2 separate regions of the Homo sapiens genome follow, and region 2 is linked to region 1. A link is a contact called in ENCODE Hi-C or POLR2A ChIA-PET data. All regions are on one chromosome and are shown on one strand. Each heading gives the region's core, a stretch centred on a gene start or an enhancer-like site at or near the end of the contact. The rest is flanking DNA. Distances are from core to core; before and after follow the strand shown.

Region 1 (2,700 bases), core at 106-2,605:
AGCTGTATCAAACATCCTGCAGCACAGGAGGAAACACAGCAAGGACCATCATCTGCAGGAAGAGAGGCTCTCTTCATCCTAGGTCATCCCAGAGGGGCCAGGCAGTTTAGCGTGAAAACGGGAGGTATGAAGTCAGGAGAAAATATCAGGAAGTGGGGGCTCTGCATTTCCTCTTTCTCTTACTTGCTCCATCCCAGAGGTCGGGAGGAGCAGCTCGGAGTGCACAGGGGAAGGCCCAGGGAGGGTCCTGGCCCCTCCTCACAAGAACTGACACAGCCACCGGTCTGTCCAGCAGGCTGGCTATCAGCATTCACTGGGATCCCTGGATTATTCTAGGTTCAGTTAGAACTGCTAACACCCTATGTGATATATTTCGCAACATTAGGAGAATTGAATGGGTTTGTAAAATGGGTTCAAGTTACTCACGCCTTTCTACACAGTCATGATTTATGACGTCAGAGATGAACTGGAATATAGGCTCCTAGGAAATATTCTCCCACAGGAAAGTACAGGCTTGTGTGAGAAGCCACCACGGCAGACAATCCTGAGTAGCGGGCAGAAACCGGCTGTAAATGTGAGGGAGCGGGGAAGTAATTTGGAAAGCTCTCAGGGTAATGCAGAGGCAACCTGCGGCCCCGCATCGAGACAGCTCCAGGCCTGAGAACCATCAAGTCCTCTTTTCCATCCCCAAGGTCACTCTCCCAGGGCTGACTGAGGTGGCCTCCCAGCTGGCTTCACACAGCCCTGTCACACCTTCCATCTGTGCCCGGGGCGCTTCCTGAGACTCCCAGTTCCTCAGTGTGAATCCCAGATGGTTCCCATCGCCATCTGGATAAAGGCTCCACTCCCCAGCTGGCCTTAAAGACCCTCACAATCCGGCCCGACCACCCAGCACCCTCCCTCTCCTTCCCTCTACGACCTTGCGTCTCTGAATACACTTGTTCCTCTGCCTTCCCAACTCCTATGCATACTTTTGAGGCCATTCTCGGGTAGCCCCTCTCCTCTCCGAGGCCTGTCCTTATGACGCCTGCCCGCTGTGGCACTCCGGTTACCCGGAGGAGAGTTGCTACTCTCGAGTTCACCGAGGCGGAAAGCCCCTCTGACTCCAAAGCAGGGCTCAGCGCGACGTCCCAGAGGCCGCTTCTAGTGGCAGGTGCCCCTCCTCACAGGGCCCTCGCAGCCCCGCCGGCCCCCGCCCGGCTCCTTCTCAGCATGATACAACCGCGTCGGCCCTGGACAGCGCATGCGCGGGCGCCGGCGGCTGTTTCCCAGCGACCCCGAGGCTGGCGGGAGCGCGCACAGGGGAAGGGGGGCGTGTGCAGGGAAGGGGGCGCGAGACGCGCATGCGCAGCGGCAGGCGGCGGCGCGAGCCGAGCTGGGAGATGGCGGCGGCAGCGGCGGCGCCGAGAGTGTGAGCACCGCCCGGGAGCCGCCGGCCCGGGCGCAGCGCGACCCCGACCCCGCCCGCCCGCCTGCCCGCCATGGGCAACGAGGTCAGCCTGGAGGGCGGCGCTGGCGACGGGCCGCTGCCGCCCGGCGGCGCCGGCCCCGGCCCGGGCCCCGGCCCCGGCCCCGGCGCAGGAAAGCCGCCTTCAGCACCGGCCGGTGGCGGACAGCTCCCCGCGGCGGGAGCAGCGCGGTCGACCGCGGTACCACCGGTCCCTGGCCCCGGCCCCGGCCCCGGTCCCGGCCCTGGCCCGGGCAGGTAAGCGCGTGTCTCGGCGCCCGGGGGGCGGTGAGCTGCAGCCTGAGGCCGGGACCCGGGCCCAGGATCCCGCGATCTAGTGTGGACAGCGAGGTTCGACGTCCGGCCGCACTCTGAACCCTGCCGGATTGGCGTGAACTGGGTGGTCGCGGGAAGCGGCCCTTCCTTTCCAGCTGCCCCGCCTTGGCGTGGCAGGATGACGAGCGCAGGGTCAGTCGGGGCCTGCAGACCGTGACTCCGTCACGAACCCCAAATTCGCTTCTCCCCAACGCTCGGGCCTGACTGCTCAGGAGGGGCTTATGTAACCTTAACCTGGTCCCTCCGCACAGGAGAGCAATGGGATGGAAAACGTCCTCCCTGTCTGCTGGTGTCTGCATGTGTCCATTGTGCTGGGCCGAGAAAACAGCACAATGGGAGTGGCTGTCAGGGAAGATAAGTGTCACTGCGAGGAACAGAGAGATGAAAATAGTTGAACCATGAACTTGGTCTTGGGCTTTCCTTGGGCATTTAGTGGCTGTAATCACCTTTGGGGGAAAGGAAAATTGCCCACTGGACACCAAGAGGTGCTTATTTAGGCCCAACAATACTAATAGGATCATGTGCTTTCACCAAGGTTTAGGGAAACATTTTGGGGTGAAGCAAAAATGCTATTGAGTCATCCAGCACCAGATATGTTCTCGTTACCTTATGATTTAGATCAAACCAGTGGAAAAGCTGAAACCCACACAGAATGCTTTAAACAGAACATATCTGATTAAATACTGTGAAACCAGTTTGTTTTAAATGTATGCCAACCCAGGTCCTGCAAAAACAGTCAAGTGGCAATGAAGGCTGTAAGGGAATGCCAATATATAATAAGTCAGTAGACTGAAAACTCAGGAAAACTACTAAGAGATGACACGATAAAATGGAAGGCATTATCTTTGCACCAAATAGGCTTGGGGAGTAGCAAAACCCCCAGGGGGTGGGAGGGAGGTGCTTCCAGCTCCATGTGG
Region 2 (2,700 bases), core at 146-2,645, 100 kb before region 1:
TGTAATCCCAGCTACTGGGGAGGCTGAGGCAGGAGAATTGCTTGAAGCTGGGACCCAGAGGTTGCAGTGAGCCCATTGCACTCCAGCCTGGGTGACAAGAGCAAGACTCCGTCTCAAAAAAACAAAAAAGAAAGAGCGGTGGCTCACGCCTGTAATCCCAGCACTTTGGGAGGCTGAGGCGGGTGGATCACAAGGTCAGGAGTTCAAGATCAGCCTGGCTAAGATGGTGAAACCCTGTCTCCACTAAAAATACAAAAAAATTAGCCTGGCGCAGTGACAGGAGCCTGTAATCCCAGCTACTCGGGAGGCTGAAGCAGGAGAATTGCTTGAACCTGCGGAGGCGGAGGTTGCAGTGAGCCAAGATCACACCAGTGCACTCCAGCCTGGGTGACAGAATAAGACTCCATAAAAAAGAAAGAAAGAAAGAAAGAAAAGGAAGGAAGGAAGGAAAGAAGGAAGGAAGGAAGGAAGGAAAGAAAGAAAGAGAGAGAGAGAGGGAGAAAGAAAGAAAGGAAAGAAAGAGAGAGAGAGAGGGAGAAAGAAAGTAAGAAAGAAAGAAAGACAGACAGACAGAGACAGACAGGGTCTTGGCCAGGCAAGGTGGCTCATGCATGAAATCCCAACATTTTGGGAGGCCAGGGCGGGCAGATCACCTGAGCTCAGGAGTTAGAAACCAGCTTGGGCAACATAGCAAAACCCTATCTCGACAAAAATTACAAAAATTAGCAAGGGGTGTTTCGGAGTCTACTCTGGCTCAGGAGGCTGCCTGTAAAAAAACAAAACAAACAAACAAAAAAATTAGCCAAGCGTGGTGGCATGTGCCTATAGTTCTAGCTGCTTGGGAGGGTAAGGTGGGAGGATTGCATAAGCCTGGGAGGTTGAGGCTACCGTGAGCTGTGATTGAGCCATTGCACTCCAGCCTAGGTGACAGAGTGAGACTCTGTCTCAAAAATAAATAAATACATAAATAAGAAACTCGGTCTCTGTCACCCAGACTTGAGTGCAATGGCATGTTCACAGCTCACAGCAGACTCGACCTCTTGGGCTCAAAGGATCCTCTCAGCTCAGCCTCTTGAGTAGCTGGGACTACAGATGCATGCCACCATGTCTGGCTAATTTTTTTTTCTTTTCTTTTTTTTTTTTGTTTTATAGATAAGGTCTTGCTATGTTGCCCTGGCTGGTCTGAACTCCTGGCTTCAAGCAAAGCAATTCTCCCACCTAGATCTCCCCAAGCGCTGGAATTACTGGCGCAAGGCACCATACCCAGCCAGAAGCTGCCATTTCTTTTCCACTGTCTCTTGTAGGATGATTTGAAGTAGCTCTAAGCAGGTGGCAGAGCAGGTGAGTCTCTCAAGGCTTTCCTAGCCCAACCCCTCAGGCTCTAGAGGGCAGTGCAAGTCAAGGTGGCCAAGGGTGGGCCCAGGGCTCACAGCCAGTTGAGACAGAACCACACTGGAATTTCTCTGACCTTAAGCACATTGCAGGGGCTCCTAGTACTGCAGAACTTTCAGGGACTCTTTTAAATTGCAGCAATATGGTGTGTGTAGAGGGTGTGTTTCTGGAAAAATTGTCTATAGCTTTTTCAGATAATGGAGATAAGGAAGGTTGGAGACCCTACCATAAGTTATGAAATCCATGGTATCCCCTTCCCTGGCTTGGTCTCGAGACAGGCTCCACACTGCCTTCCTAAATGTAGTCTGGCAGCCCATGATCTCCCTGGGGCATGCCATGGAGTACTCAGCTGCCCCCATCCAGGACTCTTTGTGTCCAATTAGGGGGGATGGCAGGAAACAAGATTTTCTCCGGTCCTTGGGGACTGCTGGGAGAGCCAGCAGCTTGGAACAGCTTCCTGCAGCTGCTGGGAACAGGGAGCCAAAGAATGCCTGTGCTTCCCTGGATTTCCTGGGACCCATGTCCTGCTGCTGAAGTCACTGGGCCCCACCAGGTCCCACCACGTCCCACCATGGGCCTCATTATGGGCACCTTTTATTTCATTATGAAAGGAATCAGGAATGAGATGACCTTTGTGTGGGGCAATGCAAGGCCCAGCAGGAGGCTGCCCAGATGGCTCTCTTGTCAGTTCCCCTATCTTTTTCCCTGTGCTCCCCCTGCTTGACCCATACTCCAGATCATTCTGCTCAGAGTCAGGCAAGTTCCAGCAAAGTCTAGGATGCCTGGTCAAGGCCTGCTGGGACAATCACCTCTGCACCATTCTTGTCCATCTGACCAGGCTTGGACATGTCCTGCTACTGCTGAACTCTTCCTGGGAGTTCACCAAGCCAGTAGGAAATTCAGCTGCTCCCCTCTCCAAAGACTCCACTACAGTGATCCCTCCTCCATGTGGCCTTCTCAGACCAGGCCCTCACACCTCCTTGTTTCCTGGGTGCAGCTTTTGCTACCCAAGAGCAGAAACACATGCTTCTCAGCTGCCCTGCCTATGACTTCTATTTCTCAGCTTTTTGCCTTCTTGAATGTCTAGGAATGGAGTAGGTGCTCAATAAAGGGCTTTATGATTTGATTTGGCTACTTCCCTGCCCTCCTCCCAATTCCTTACCCTGAGTACAAATAACGACTGAAGTGGGCTTAGACTAAACCCCAGAACTGCAGAAGACCCTATAATCAGGCCACCCTGAGAATATCTTTGTTCATCCAATGGGCCCTAGGCCTTTTTGCTGCTTTTTTTTTTTTTTTTTTTTTTTG

The links. A loop is a pair of places that touch in the nucleus more often than their neighbours do. ChIA-PET counts read pairs that join two places held with the same protein, here RNA polymerase II (POLR2A). Pooled maps may share reads with other maps.
Region 2: a loop to region 1 is called in a pooled map, with 4 times the contacts of the local background. The contact joins the enhancer-like site here to the promoter of BSN in region 1. A Hi-C loop is called at or near these places in 2 of 168 maps with a recorded cell type or tissue (CD4-positive, alpha-beta T cell and dorsolateral prefrontal cortex) and 4 of 50 pooled maps. POLR2A ChIA-PET finds 5 or more read pairs at or near these places in 5 of 52 experiments (H1, HepG2 and WTC11).

The regions. Positions count from the first base shown.
Region 1 is chr3:49,553,122-49,555,821 of GRCh38, forward strand. It overlaps BSN (bassoon presynaptic cytomatrix protein), which reads left to right and starts at 1,356. Exons shown (of 12, transcript NM_003458.4): 1 at 1,356-1,705. The coding sequence starts at 1,482. BSN-DT (BSN divergent transcript) reads right to left here and starts at 1,245. Exons shown (of 3, transcript NR_038866.1): 1 at 920-1,245; 2 at 427-566. RefSeq lists silencers at 1,164-1,463, 1,534-1,743.
Region 2 is chr3:49,453,301-49,456,000 of GRCh38, forward strand. No RefSeq gene overlaps it. Among named protein-coding and RNA genes, the nearest start is that of DAG1, 16 kb to the right of the region's middle. Within about 2 kb of position 1,396, at least 6 of the 41 ENCODE cell types and tissues checked have a DNase peak (open chromatin) inside an H3K27ac peak, as active enhancers do.